5 separate regions of the Homo sapiens genome follow, and regions 1, 2, 3 and 4 are each linked to region 5. Evidence: chromatin contacts called from ENCODE Hi-C or POLR2A ChIA-PET data. All regions are on one chromosome and are shown on one strand. The core of a region is the stretch at or near the end of the contact, and the rest is flanking DNA. Distances in the headings are between cores, read along the strand shown.

The links. Hi-C counts contacts between places; a loop is a spot of excess contacts on that map. ChIA-PET counts read pairs that join two places held with the same protein, here RNA polymerase II (POLR2A). Pooled maps may share reads with other maps.
Region 1: a loop to region 5 is called in a pooled map, with 7 times the contacts of the local background. The contact joins the promoter of H3-3B here to the promoter of JPT1 in region 5. A Hi-C loop is called at or near these places in 7 of 50 pooled maps. POLR2A ChIA-PET finds 5 or more read pairs at or near these places in 2 of 52 experiments (T-cell and activated T-cell).
Region 2: a loop to region 5 is called in a pooled map, with 4 times the contacts of the local background. The contact joins the enhancer-like site here to the promoter of JPT1 in region 5. A Hi-C loop is called at or near these places in 2 of 50 pooled maps. POLR2A ChIA-PET finds 5 or more read pairs at or near these places in 2 of 52 experiments (T-cell and activated T-cell).
Region 3: a loop to region 5 is called in a pooled map, with 4 times the contacts of the local background. The contact joins the enhancer-like site here to the promoter of JPT1 in region 5. A Hi-C loop is called at or near these places in 1 of 50 pooled maps. POLR2A ChIA-PET finds 5 or more read pairs at or near these places in 4 of 52 experiments (K562, T-cell, activated CD4-positive, alpha-beta T cell and 1 more).
Region 4: a pooled map shows a loop between it and region 5 (7-fold over the local background). The contact joins the promoter of SAP30BP here to the promoter of JPT1 in region 5. A Hi-C loop is called at or near these places in 6 of 50 pooled maps. POLR2A ChIA-PET finds 5 or more read pairs at or near these places in 2 of 52 experiments (GM10248 and T-cell).

The regions. Positions count from the first base shown.
Region 1 is chr17:75,778,506-75,781,205 of GRCh38, forward strand. H3-3B (H3.3 histone B) reads right to left here and starts at 1,274. Exons shown (of 4, transcript NM_005324.5): 1 at 1,152-1,274; 2 at 542-679; 3 at 305-458; 4 at 1-218. The coding sequence starts at 669. The coding sequence ends at 90. RefSeq lists an enhancer at 362-966 and a silencer at 595-864.
Region 2 is chr17:75,687,015-75,689,714 of GRCh38, forward strand. The region is part of intron 3 of SAP30BP (SAP30 binding protein); the gene reads left to right. Among named protein-coding and RNA genes, the nearest start is that of SAP30BP-AS1, 3.6 kb to the left of the region's middle. RefSeq lists enhancers at 1,121-1,622, 1,623-2,122. Within about 2 kb of position 1,362, at least 14 of the 41 ENCODE cell types and tissues checked have a DNase peak (open chromatin) inside an H3K27ac peak, as active enhancers do.
Region 3 is chr17:75,752,386-75,755,085 of GRCh38, forward strand. It overlaps ITGB4 (integrin subunit beta 4), which reads left to right. Exons shown (of 40, transcript NM_000213.5): 32 at 61-192; 33 at 1,380-1,589; 34 at 2,191-2,430. It also overlaps a transcript of GALK1 not described here. Among named protein-coding and RNA genes, the nearest start is that of GALK1, 11 kb to the right of the region's middle. RefSeq lists a silencer at 1,185-1,794 and an enhancer at 1,382-2,155. Within about 2 kb of position 1,251, at least 11 of the 41 ENCODE cell types and tissues checked have a DNase peak (open chromatin) inside an H3K27ac peak, as active enhancers do.
Region 4 is chr17:75,666,049-75,668,748 of GRCh38, forward strand. SAP30BP (SAP30 binding protein) reads left to right here and starts at 1,290. Exons shown (of 11, transcript NM_013260.8): 1 at 1,290-1,430; 2 at 2,468-2,577. The coding sequence starts at 1,325. RECQL5 (RecQ like helicase 5) reads right to left here and starts at 1,106. Exons shown (of 20, transcript NM_004259.7): 1 at 996-1,106; 2 at 380-523. The coding sequence starts at 509. RefSeq lists enhancers at 231-1,430, 1,012-1,111, 1,282-1,531.
Region 5 is chr17:75,153,123-75,155,822 of GRCh38, forward strand. It overlaps JPT1 (Jupiter microtubule associated homolog 1), which reads right to left and starts at 1,390. Exons shown (of 5, transcript NM_016185.4): 1 at 1,220-1,390. The coding sequence starts at 1,275. RefSeq lists a silencer at 986-1,225 and an enhancer at 1,878-2,473.

The DNA of each region.
Region 1 (2,700 bases), core at 24-2,523, 630 kb after region 5:
TTATAAACAATTTCTTACAAAAAAAGTCACAAATTAAACCAAAGTATTTTACAGAATTTACTACAAAACGCCATAAAAACTGCCTTCACTTAAGCTCTCTCTCCCCGTATCCGGCGAGCCAACTGGATGTCTTTGGGCATGATGGTGACTCTCTTAGCGTGGATGGCACACAGGTTGGTATCTTCGAACAGACCCACCAGGTACGCTTCGCTAGCCTCCTGTTGAGGACGAGAGCCGCACTATTAATCCCACTCGGGGAGCGGAAACCGCCCAGCCCTCCCCCGGCTCCAGGCCTTTGTCTTACCTGCAGCGCACCGATGGCTGCGCTCTGAAACCTCAGGTCGGTTTTGAAATCCTGCGCGATCTCCCTCACCAACCTCTGGAAGGGCAGCTTCCGGATGAGCAGCTCGGTCGACTTCTGATAACGACGAATCTCTCGAAGCGCCACGGTCCCGGGCCTGCAGCGAGCAGGGGAGGAGTGAGCGGACGCTGCCGCACAAAGCCGGCCACCGCCGGGCCATTGTTCCCCCGCCCGACCTACCTGTAGCGATGAGGCTTCTTCACCCCGCCGGTAGAGGGAGCGCTTTTCCTGGCGGCTTTCGTGGCCAGCTGTTTGCGGGGGGCTTTCCCACCGGTGGACTTACGAGCAGTCTGCTTGGTTCGGGCCATTTTCTTTCACCTAAGAAAGACGCCCCGAAGATAAGGCCGCCGCGCTCACCCGGGCCGCCCCCCAGGGCTGCGGGGGGAGGAACAGATCCTGGCCCCACCGCCGGGCCTCCCGCCTCCCCGCGCCCCACCTCGCGGCAGCAGATGGCCGAGGGCCGCCAACCTCCTCCCCCTCCCCTAATGACTCAGGCTGCGAGGAGCGGCAGCCTCCCCCGGGAGGGGGAGCGCGGGGAGGAGTCACTTCCCTTCCTCGACGGGCGGAGGCCCGACTGCCCGGAACCCGGCGTCGGGACCTCTGAATCACCGCCGGGAAAAGGCGGGGACACAGTTCCGGAACAAAGCCCCAAGGGGAAACCTCCCGGCCCCATACCCGACCCGACGCCAGCGGCCCGAGCAGCCCCCGCCGCTCGGCTCCCAACGGCCGCGGCGCGCGGCGCCAACGGTTGGCAGAACCTGAAGCCGCGGGTAAACCTACGAACGCCTACCCAACGCCGAAGTTTTAGGCCACTTCTCCGACCGCCGCGCCGCTTCCGCTGCCCGAGGAAGAGCCGCAGTCGACGAGCGAAAAACCAGCACCGCCCAACGAACGACCAAACCGCTCTGCGCTCCAAGCCCCCGCGTCGCCTCCGTTTTTATAGGCACGCTTCACGCTGCGTCTCTGCGTCATAGAACCCTTATTTGCATACACCAACGACTTTTTCTATTGGTGGGCGCTTTCGCCGACGCGCTGACATCCCCCGACACAAAGGCCGTGCTTCGGCACTGTTCCATGATTGGTGCATATCTACGCCGCTGATTGGCTGTTAAAGTGGCCTAATGATTGGATGGATGCAAAGAGGAATGGACGAATCAGAGTTTAGCACTAAGCGGCCCTTCTGATTGGATAAAATGGAGCTATGTTTGGATCCTTCCCTTGGTTCCAAAGCTCTGCAATAGAAAGTCAATGCAAATGAATTGCATTGGTCTCTATCAGAATGAGCAGGAGTCTAAACTCACAGGCATCAAGCGAATGCTATGCACCCAGAGAGGCTACTTTAACAAAATTTTTGTAAATATTTTCCGATGTAAAATAAAATGTGTTCCCTGGATTATTTACCTTTCATAATATTTTGATAGTTAAGTGCGTAGTGTGAGAATTAGAATTCAGTAAATCATGTTATATTATCAAGTATTTCATATATCATGCACATACATTTTTAACAAAAAGCAGGTCTCTTGGTGGGGTGGGAAGGGGTAAATAATAAATACAAATAAACATGTTAATAAATTATTTTAGAGGAACTGTTTTGTATGTTTTTAAGGTGTCACAAAATATTTTTTGATTTCCATATGCTTAAACAAGAGGTAACTTACTAAGCAACATGTTACTTGAATTATGTACTTCAAGTGAATGAAATGACTACAGCTAGAAAGTAAATAGTCCTACTATAGTATTTGCATGTCCATAAAGAATAAACAAAAGATAACTAAACTAGATATGTGCCCTTTTGTTTAATAGCATATCCTGGCAGGTATTACTTCTGAAGAAACATGACAAATGTGTAAATATGCTAATCCCTACCTTTGCCTAAGTAAATGTCTTGGGTAGATTGTAATAGTCAGTTCTTCAGTTGCCTCAAGTATATAAAATACCATAGCAGGCTTAAGGTTAAGACTAGCCAAGCAAAGCCCAGAAAATTGAAATAGAGCCTTGGGCATTCTACTCTATAGTTCTGATGCTGGTCCAGCAAATATTCTAAACTATTAAAAGAAAAAGTAGCAGATACAGGTATGCATAGGTTTCAACTAAATTAATTTTTTTTTTTGAGACGGAGTCTGACTCTGTCGCCCAGGCTGGTGTGCAGTGGCACGATCTCAGCTCACTGCAAGCTCCGCCTCCTGGGTTCACACCATTCTCCTGACTCAGCCTCCGAGTAGCTGGGACTACAGGCGCCTGCCACCACGCCCGGCTAATTTTTTTGTATTTTTAGTAGAGACGGGGTTTCACCGTGTTAGCCAAGATGGTCTTGATCTCCTGACCTTGTGATCCACCCG
Region 2 (2,700 bases), core at 112-2,611, 530 kb after region 5:
GATGCCTCCACAAGAGGGTTTCTGGAGGATGGCATAGCAGTTGTTCTGAAGCAGCTGTATTGCCTGATGGTTAAGAGCACAGTTTCATGGGACTGTTGTGAAAAATGAGATTCTTAATTGAAGAGCTTAGCATAATACCTAAACTTATTCCCCTAGATTGAGTTTTCATATTTTATCCTCAATGCTTGGCCCATTGCTTGGTGTATAAATCATGCTCAATAAATTATCTGTGGAAAAAATAAATGAATTAACTATACAGTAATTATTTTTGTCTTAGGATTTAGGAGCATTAGGCCCAGTGTTCGGAAAGAGGATGCAGGGCCAGATGTGGTGGCTCACACCTGTAATCCCAGCATTTTGGGAGGCTGTGGCAGGAGGATTGCTTGAGCCTACGAGTTCAAGAGCAGCCTGGGCAACATAGTGAGACCCCATCTCTACAAAAAATTTAAAAATTAGCCAGCCATGGTGGTGCATGCCTGTAATCCCAGCTACTTGGGAGGCTGAGGCAAGAGAATTGCTTGAGCCCAGGAGGTCAAGGCTGCAATGAGCTATGATTGCGCCAGTGTACTCCAGCCTGTGTGACAGAGTGAGACCCTGTCTCAGGAAAAAAAAAAAAAAAAAGATGATGCAGAAAGATGAACAAAGAATTGGGTTTGAAATTTTTTTGTAATTCAGCGTTGGTGTCCCCTCCCCACCTTCTCCTGCCCCTTGGCAGACTTTTATTGCAAGCCTAGCCCTTTTGTTAGCTGCTCTTCTGCTGCCTGTCCGTCTGACATTTCTAGTGAATCTACACATGAAACTCACTGTGGAGTTGACCAGGCTGGGAGTCTGAAGTTAAAACATAACAGCTGAAGGTAGGTGTGGAACCTAAACTTGACAGAAGACAAACTGACAGTGTTTGGGGTGTGTGTGTGTGTGTGTGTGTGTGTGTGTGTGTGTGTGAGAGAGACAGAGAGAGGTCAGTGCTTGAGCACCTTCTGTGGACCAGGCTGACTATTAGACTTGGTGATTTTTGTGAGTACACAGAGTAGAGTAGTTTGTCTTCATCGGCCAGGTGAGCATGAGGGTAGAGGAAGGCTTCCCTGGGCTGGGCTGAGGCCTACACGGGGCTTTCTAGGCAGGAGTGGGGAGAAGGTGATTTCAGGGAGCAGGCATTGCAAAGATCCTGGGTGCAGAAAGGGGAGGAAGAGGCTGAAATGGGCAGCAGGGAATCCTCAAGGCTCGTGGGCCACAGTGAGGATCTGTTTTTAAGGAGCTATTGTGCTCGTGAAGTGAGATCTCATCAGGCCATGGGCTGTCCCAGGTCTGAGAGAATAAAGGTTTGAAAGGAGTCATTTTACTAATCTGCCTCCCTAGCTGCCACGTACTTGTAAGATGCAAGATTACATTGCCCAACAGGAAACCCCCAGTCTGTAGCATTCTTGCCTGTGGCCTCGGGGCTGGCTGCCCTGTGCCCCTGTTCAGAGTGCTTTCTCTGTGCCCGCTACTCCCGAAGCTGGAAAGAAAACATGACGTTTAGATTTGGTGGGATCTAGATGCTGGCGGCTGCCTTTGTGGAACTCAAGTTTGACACTGGAGCTTTGTGGGGCCGGTTCCAGGAAGGATTGAGGAAGCATTGTTGGCTGTAAATAAACCTCCATTCTCTTACTCAGGACTTGGTACTTCTCTGCTGAGTAAATCCTCCCAGCTCAAATGGCAGCTTGTCCAGTTTCGTGGGTCTATATTGTTGTTACTTCCTTCCTGCGCTCCAGTCAGCTTCATCAATGGCTGGACTTTTGTATTCTCTGCAGGAGGAACCATATTCCAGGTTCTGTAATTCTTGAGAACCAGGCCCCTGCCACTGACCTACAGTTGCATCTTCCAAGTCTCAGTCACAGTTGGTTAAGAAACCAAATTGGCAGGTTGAGATCACTATTCTTCTCCAGGGACAGCGCCCAGTGTGCCGCAGCCGCCTCCTGCTCTGGTTGTTGGGCCTTTAGTCTCAGGTGGGGTCTGGGTGGATGAGGGGTGCAGGCAGAGGAGGAGACCTCGGCTCAGATTGGTGTCCTCCACCAGCTCAGCGTTTAAACCATACTTCCTCTTTCCTCCTTTCTGTTTTCTAACTTGGCTTTTGTTTTTGTCTTTTCGTTTTTCCTTGTATCTTTTTTTTTTTTTTTTGGAGACAATCTTGCTCTTTCAGGCTGGAGTGCAGTGGCGCAATCTCGGCTCACTGCAACCTCCACCTCTCAAGTAGCTGGGATTACAGGCATGCACCACCATGCCCGGCTAATTTTTGTATTTTTAGTGGAGAGGAGGTTTTACCATGTTGTCCAGGCTGGTCCCAAACTCCTGGCCTCAAGTGATCTGCGCACCTCAGCCTCCCAACTCCCCCAGCCTGTTTTTCCTTGTGTCTTGATTGGAATTGAATGAGGGGGCTGAAGAGGTGGGCCTAGTCTTTTCTCCCAGGAGCAGCCTTCCTTTCCTAGGTGAGGTGCTTTGTTTTCACCTTCCTTAGGAACTGGGTGAAAAGCCCTCAGCCTGTTCTGGCTGTGTGTTGTTGCTCATGTCTCTGGGCTGCGGGTTCCATGCCCTCTGGCTGATGTAGACAGATGCCTGGTGACTAGACATCCAGGATGAGCTCATTACTTTAACCAACTGAGAATTTCTACCTGAAGGCCAGTGGGTGGATTCATACGAGTCAAGACAGGTGTTTCCTGTGCA
Region 3 (2,700 bases), core at 1-2,500, 600 kb after region 5:
GACCGGGCAGGGGGGCAGGGGGCAGCAGCCAGGGCCCTGGCTCACTCCCCTGCCCTGCAGTCCCCATCATCCCTGACATCCCTATCGTGGACGCCCAGAGCGGGGAGGACTACGACAGCTTCCTTATGTACAGCGATGACGTTCTACGCTCTCCATCGGGCAGCCAGAGGCCCAGCGTCTCCGATGACACTGGTGAGTGGAGACCTGGGACCCACAAGAGGACAGTGGGGGTCTTGGGTACAGAGTGAGTCCACTGGGTCCAGAGAGGGCAAAGGGGCCAGCAACTAGAGGACATGGAGGTTAAGGCAGCCTTGGACAAATGCAATGGAGTGCACATCTGTGCATGGGGCACAGGAACCAGTGCCTGGGGGACAGACACACACAGCCTTGTGCAAGCGCACATGAGTTCATGCCCACGGGACCACGAAGAAACACAGCTTCACAAGTTGAAGGTTCACCAGCTGTGCCATGCACACAGGACACTCAGGCCACCCCCCAGGGGCAGGCCTGGCCCAGGAGCCCTGGGCAGCCACCAGGCGGCCACCTGGCAGGGGTAGGGGAGCCAAGGAGACAAGAACACCCCCAACAGCTCTGTCCTTCCTCCTTGATTCCCAGCACAAAGTGCTGCGGAGCCCTTAGCTGGGCCTCCTGAGTGCTCAGTGTCAGCTGTGGCTCCACCTGTGGGACATCAGATGAATCACTCATCCTTTCCATGCCTCACTTTTCTGCTCTGTATAATGGGATACCAATCACACAGTACCATGAGTGGAAAAACCTCTGGGGCACGTATATCTTTTGTATTTTCTTCTGTCCCTGCCGATGCCTCAAGCTGCCCCCGGTGAACACATACTGGCCCCCACGGGGCTCAGCTTGGGCTTAAGGAGCCATTTTGAGGGGTTCAGGTGGAGCGCAGCTGGTGTGACTCTGGAACCCCAGCTCAGCTGCTTCTAACACTACCTGCGAAGCGCTCGGTGGCTTGCGGAACGGTCCCTGGGAGGCGGGCAGGGGCAAGATTCCTCTCTCCATTGTACAAACGGGAAACTGAGTCTCGGAGAGGTTAAGTAAAGCAAGGGAGACCTCACAGCTGGTGACAGAGCCCAGACTTCCCCCAGGTTTCTGGCGGGTCCGGGGGTCTCTCCTCCCCAGCTGTGCCGAGGCTGCACTCGCTCATCTGGAAAGGCTTCAGCCGCGCAAGGGTTTCACCTGCCGCGGCCTTCCCGCTCCGGCCGTGCGCATCTACCCCCGCCCCCAACACACACCCCGGGATCCCGGGAGCTGGAGACGGGCTCCCCTCGCAGAGCCTACGGCCTTCCCCCGCCTGGCCCTGCTCGGCCCGGCGCCCCCCGGCGGTGCCAACGCGGCCCTTCGTTGTTCCCAAGGCTGCGGCTGGAAGTTCGAGCCCCTGCTGGGGGAGGAGCTGGACCTGCGGCGCGTCACGTGGCGGCTGCCCCCGGAGCTCATCCCGCGCCTGTCGGCCAGCAGCGGGCGCTCCTCCGACGCCGAGGCGCCCCACGGGCCCCCGGACGACGGCGGCGCGGGCGGGAAGGGCGGCAGCCTGCCCCGCAGTGCGACACCCGGGCCCCCCGGAGGTGACAGGCTCACCCGCCGCCCCCCGATCCGCGCCCACCCAGCCTCACTCGCGCCTGAGGGCCTGGGGTGGGCGTCTGCGCTGCCTCGGGGGCCCCAGTTTCAGCCAGGCCCGGGCCTTGGCGGCTGGGAGCACAGCTGCTCAGAGGCAGGGCCCAGTGCCAGGGGACGCGTGAGGCAGGCGCTTGGGCCCTTATGGTGCCTGCCTGGCCAGGGGGTGCAAATTCAGAAGTCTGCCCGGGAAGCGGACCCTGGCACCCAAGTAGACCCCTCAGGGGCCTCAAAGGACAGGAGGGAAGGCTTGGGGATCTCCCCAGGGCAGAGCTGACTGCAGACGCAGCAAACCCCCGCCACTGCCAGGGTCAGCAGTGCTCACACCGATAGAGTGGCCGGCCAGAGGATATGGGCTGTGGAAGCCTGGGTGGCCCTTGGGCTCCTGCAGGGACAGAGGGCCTCTGTCCCTAGTGGTTTGAGGGAAACTGGTTGTATTTAAGCAAAAGCCACCCAGAGGGTGGGTGACCAGGAATGTGCAGGGCCCAGCCTGCCCCACGGGGCCCGGGTCTGGGGCAGGCCTGACCAAGGGACCCTGCTCTCCCCCTGCAGAGCACCTGGTGAATGGCCGGATGGACTTTGCCTTCCCGGGCAGCACCAACTCCCTGCACAGGATGACCACGACCAGTGCTGCTGCCTATGGCACCCACCTGAGCCCACACGTGCCCCACCGCGTGCTAAGCACATCCTCCACCCTCACACGGGACTACAACTCACTGACCCGCTCAGAACACTCACACTCGACCACACTGCCCAGGGACTACTCCACCCTCACCTCCGTCTCCTCCCACGGTGAGTGACCTCAGCCAACCCTGCCTCTCCCACTAACCCTTCCTCTCTTCCAGCTCCTGGAGCCTCGGGCTTCTGTCTGCTGTCCCCACCGCCCATTCTCCAACATACACACACGCATGCACACATGCACGCACACACGTGCACACGCATGCACACATGTACACAGACATGCATGCGCACACGTACACACATGCATGCACACTCCCTGCTCCTCTCACTCTTGTTTTGTCCTGCCCTAGGCCTCCCTCCCATCTGGGAACACGGGAGGAG
Region 4 (2,700 bases), core at 40-2,539, 510 kb after region 5:
AATGAGAATCTGAAGTGTTTTCAAAGACCATGTGTAAATCTAGCTATGAAATATAGACCAGCTGGGTGGTTCTGCCACTAAAACTACAAGCTTTGGGCCGGGCGTGGTGGCTCATGCTTGTAATCCCAGCACCTTGGGAGGCCGAGGTGGGAGGATTGCCTGAGCCCAGGATTTGGAGACCAGCCTGAGCAACATGCCAAGACCCCATCTCTAATTAAAACAAATAAACGAAACTACAAGCTTTGACAACTCTAAAGATTTCCAAATCCAGTTATGGACCAAAGGTGAGGCAGTACGAAGGGTGAGGAGGAGGGTGTTCTGCCGCAGCGTTATGGTATAGCCAGCATAAATTTAAAGGAAGGTAGCTTGGTAATGTTACCTTTTACTACAGCCATGGTCGCACTCTCCTGTAAAGGCGTCTTAAAAGAGTCAAACCCAAAGACCTTCTTCAGCGTACTCCGGACTCGCCGCTCAGGGTCAAAAGGAAAGGTGGTATGGTGGCTGCTCATCTTAGCCAAGAACAGTGGCCAAAGGTTAAGGCAAAGGTAGTAAAAGGTTGCCACGAGAACCCTCTGTTTTGCATTAAAAATACAGATTATTTTTCTGTAACAATTTGCTATATTACACTTAAATAATGTATTATTTTTAAGTAATAAAGCTGAAGGTGAACTGCCTCAAGCAATACATTCCTCAGTAATTAACATCTCCACTTTTACGCTCAATGAAAATGAAAACATTGAACTATTCCAGGCCACGGTATAGCACAGAGCTAGAAATCAGATCAAGAGAAGAAACATAAATGTCTTCAGAACAGCTTGGAGAACGGGGAACCGTTTTCCTAAGATCCACCACCTGCTCCTACTTCTATAAGCGCAACCACGACGACCGTTCTTCCACCCCGGGACCCCGAACCCCTTCTCCCGTCTTCCTGAGCCCAAGATCCGCAATTTTCTCTCTTGGCTGGCCGACACCTCCCTCTCTTCACCCTAAGATATCAGAACCGGCCGTGGTCCGCCCAAGAATTAAAGGCTGCTGGCTGGTTCCGGAACTGTTCGAAGACCCCTATACACAACCCCAACTCAGAGAAGCCAAAGCGCTGGGAATTCAGCTTTAGGCAGAACCCACGCAATCTTATATCCGTCGCGCAGTGATGACGTAGCGCGAGCGCTGGCATGAGGGCGGAGCCAGGCGCAGGAAACTGCCGTTTTGATTGGTTTCCAGTGTGGCGCGGGGGTCTCCTGGGATCCGAAAGAACCTGCCTTTCCGCCCGGAAGTCGGCGTCTTGAGTCATAGGAGTGAGCCACGCCCGGGCTGTGGGAATAAGATGGCGGGGAAGAAGAATGTTCTGTCGTCTCTCGCAGTTTACGCGGAAGATTCAGAGCCCGAGTCTGATGGCGAGGCTGGAATCGAGGCGGTGGGCAGCGCGGCTGGTAAGGCCCAAGTGCGAAGCTGGAAGGGGGAATCGGGTGTCTGCCCGGAATGCTGTACCCTCGCTGGGCGGGAGGGAACAAGATGGTCATTGTGCTCCAAGCACCGGACCCCGAAGAATGGTCCAGGGTCCGGGGTGAGATAGAGCATTAGAGACTGTGGACTAAGAATGAAGAATCTCCTTCCCGTTATTTCGATTAATTTGCCTAAACTTACTGAAAGACTCCGTGCCGGCTATAGTGATAGACAGAGGGATGGACGAAGAGGGAGCGGCTGCTCAGCCACTGCCTGTTTCCCCTGGGCTCGTTGTTTGATGAGGGAGAGCGATAAGTAAAACATACGTGGAAGATGGTAAAGATTGTGTTCGTTAACTTTATAACTTTTAGTTAGGAATGTGCCCTAAACACATCTTGGAGCTTTTAAAAACAAACGTATCTGATGCCCAAAGTGAGAGAACCTAATTCGGTAGAACTGGGGTAGGATGTGGGCATTTGTGAACTTTTTAAGGATCCCAGGTGATTTTTCTTATTTTGTGAGTTTTTAAAGCCTAACGGTGATGTTCTCCTCCTCAGGTTGAGAAGCACAATGTTAGATAATGGAAACAGATTCCTTTGGGAGAATAAAGAACAAGTTACCTAACAACATATCAGGACCTTAGCTTCCTCATCTGGAAAGTGAAGGGGATTGGATTAGGTTAGGTACTTCCATGTTTTGTGATTTTGTGTGGTCTCTTCCAGTCAGAAAGTTCTCTGATGGTTTCCTATAAACACTTTAGTGTTTATCTAGTGTTTATAGCATTAGAAACAGAATTTAGTACTCGGTTTTGTTCCCTGACCTTTTAATGATTTTATTCAGTAAATGCTGGCCTTCTCAGAGAGCCGAATCTGGGCCTATTGTAACTTAACATGAGATTTAGGTTCCCTTTGTATCTTCAGAGATAGTCTTGGCCACTCAAATCTCTGGACATTTTTTCTTACATTGTAACTCTTGTTTTTTTTTTCTTGCTTTTTGTTTGTTTGTTTGTTTTTTAACCTTTCAGAGGAGAAAGGCGGATTGGTATCTGATGCCTATGGGGAGGATGACTTTTCTCGTCTAGGGGGTGATGAAGATGGTTATGAAGAAGAAGAAGATGAGAACAGTAGACAGTCGGTAGGTAAATCTCCCAGATCCAGAGCTACTGAAAGCACAATTTCATTTGTCAGATTTTGGAACTGTGCCAACAGTGTTCCATTTCATGGTTAGCTCCATCCCTTGCTCTCCCGTTTTGTTTTA
Region 5 (2,700 bases), core at 140-2,639:
ATGCAGGTCATAATCGATGTAAAATACATGCTCAAAAAAGTGATTTAAGCTTCTTCCAAGCCTTGAAGAGGATCCCAGACATAACTGTAACCCACCTTAAAGAACAGTGTGCAATTAGCTGAGACAATGTGGACACCTTCCACAGAATCCAAACCCTTCCACCAAGTAAGTTAAGCAAGGACTTGGAAAAGGGTTCCTGTCCAAACACTGTACCCAGTGCCCCAAGCCCAAAAAGCAGTGGGAAGAAGGGCAAGAAAAATCCCCCGCTTCCCAGGTAGCGCTACCACGTTAGAGACAATGGATGTCTCCGGCCCCGCCCAAGAACAAGAAACCTCCTCCTGCAAGGGAACCAGGGCCAGGGATGAACTCACTGGGCAAACGTCAAAGGAGGAAGCGAAGGTAGGATGCAAAGGCCACGGTCCGAAGGTTTAAGCGCAGAAAACCCACTCGGGTTGGCTCGTTCCCCGCGCCCGCCCCCGCCCCCCGCCTTAGAAATGAGCGCAGGGATGGGGAGAAGGGGTCTTTCCTTTGTTAGGAAGGGGAGACACTTGGAAGAGGGGAGGCACTTCGAAGAGGGGAAGAACGATTGGGTCCTCAATGGGGGGTGAAGGGTCGCGATGACCAGCCCCGCTCGACCACACATGCACCTGTCAGGTAGGTCCGAATAAGGAGTGGGGGCACGGCGAGGGTAAGGAGCCCGCCGGACCTGATCGATCCGGTCTCCGGATCCAATGGCTGCGCGCGAGAGCGAGACCAACCGCATGCCACGGGGGAGAGACAGGAGCGCGTGGCCCATCAATGGGACAATAGGACCTGACCATGCATGGGGCCCTAAAGGATCCCCGGGCACCTGGGGGGCCAAGCCCACCACCCTGGGGATGCACCAGCCGGGATGCACACAGGAGAAAGCGAAGCCCTCCCCGAAGGTTCCGATTAACGAAAACCGGCCGTGCTCCGAGGGGCGACCAGCCCCGGCCTCCTCAGCCCCTGACTCCGTGGAAGGAATGAATGGAGAGCAGCAGGGACCCGGGTGGGGCCGGCGCGCAGGGCTCGCCAGGCGGCACAAAGGCGGCGCCGACGGCAGAACCCCGCCACCCGCCCCGGCGCGAGCACAGCGCACGGGGCTCGTTACCCGCAACGACCGGCGCGAGGCCCCGCCGGCAGCGGCCCTCCCAGCCCCTCAGCCCCGCGCGGCTCGGGCGCGACCCGGTCGCCTCACCGGGAGCTATTCCTGCTGTTGGGGTCGACTCCCTTGAAGGTGGTGGTTGTGGTCATGGCGCCGAGGAGCGAGGTAGGCTGGCGCCGGAGCAGAACGCTCAAAGGGTCGGACCCGAGGGGCGCTGGGAAACTCCACACCCAACAGCCGACCACCGCTGCAGGAGCCGCCGCTGCCGCCTGTCCGGCCGATCGACGCCTTTATAGGGTTTTCAACCCCCGCCCCCTAACCCGCCGGCATTGGCCGATTCAAATGAATTCTTTCATTCCTATTGGCTCTCTGGAGTGCCAAGCACCATGCGGCATTACGATGGGCTGTGGCGGCCACGGCTCAGCCTAAGCCCGCCCCCTTCCTGGACTGGGAAGGCCTTGGGACTCTCTCCCCTCCCCCACCCCAAAATCTCGGCGATGATTGGACGGAAGGCGAATCTACCTCGCGCTGGGTGGAAGTCGTGCTGGCTGTCACTGTAAAACGTTACCTGACAGAGGGGGAAGCTCTTTCTTGGGGAGTTACAACCTCGGCAAGCAGAAGGGAGATTTGTCACTGTTACTGTTCTCTCATTTGCTTTACTGATGGTGGGATAGTAAGGGCATCCTCCTTAAAGGATGAAAAGTACTGCAACAAGTTGACATTTATCTGTTGAATACCTACTGTGTGTCCCATTTAGAAACCTAATAGTCTCAAAGCAGCCGCACAATGAGTCAGCAACAGAGAGCGCACCAAGATGATCCCTTTTAAAAGGACTGGAAATTCCTTACATTTTAATGTTACTGTTTAGTTGTAATGGGTGGTGCATGTACTGGACCAAAATTACAGTCGCTCCTATTTGGGGGCCTATTCTAAGGCTGGTTAATGCCTGGCACCAGGAATGGACTCATTCCCTGCTACCAAGACTATGGAAGCAGCTCAGGCCTCTGCAGCTGTTTATAACCCTTAAGTCATGACTCTTCCACCTGTCTGGGTAAATCTATCCATGCGACAAATGCAGACACACTTGGAGGATTCAGGAATGATGGTTTACAAGATCATAATAGGAAAGCCTTGGGCAAAAGAGGGCAGGCCCTTCTCATGTCTTGCATATTTCCTCAAGGCAGATGTCTTTGCTTGTCTCAATATTTCCATAATAATTGAACCACATTCCTCTTTGCAAAGCCACCTTTCAGGTAGTTGGAAGTTTGTATTCTGGGCAGTCTAGGTTAACCACCCTCCCCCCCCGGGCTTTCATGAAAAGCCAGTGAGAAGTTCTGTTCTAGAAAGCACGGATGATGCATTTATGTGCTTACCACAACAGCACGAAGCGCACCACTTGTTTGTGTTAGAATCTTCCCTTCTTTTTTTCCTTTCTTTTTTTTTTTTGTTTTTGAAGTGGAGTTTCGCTCTTGTCACCCAGGCTAGAGTGCAATGGCGCTCAATGCAACCTCCACCTCCCAGGTTCAAGCGATTCTCCTGCCTCAGCCTCCGTAATAGCTGGAACTACAGGCGTG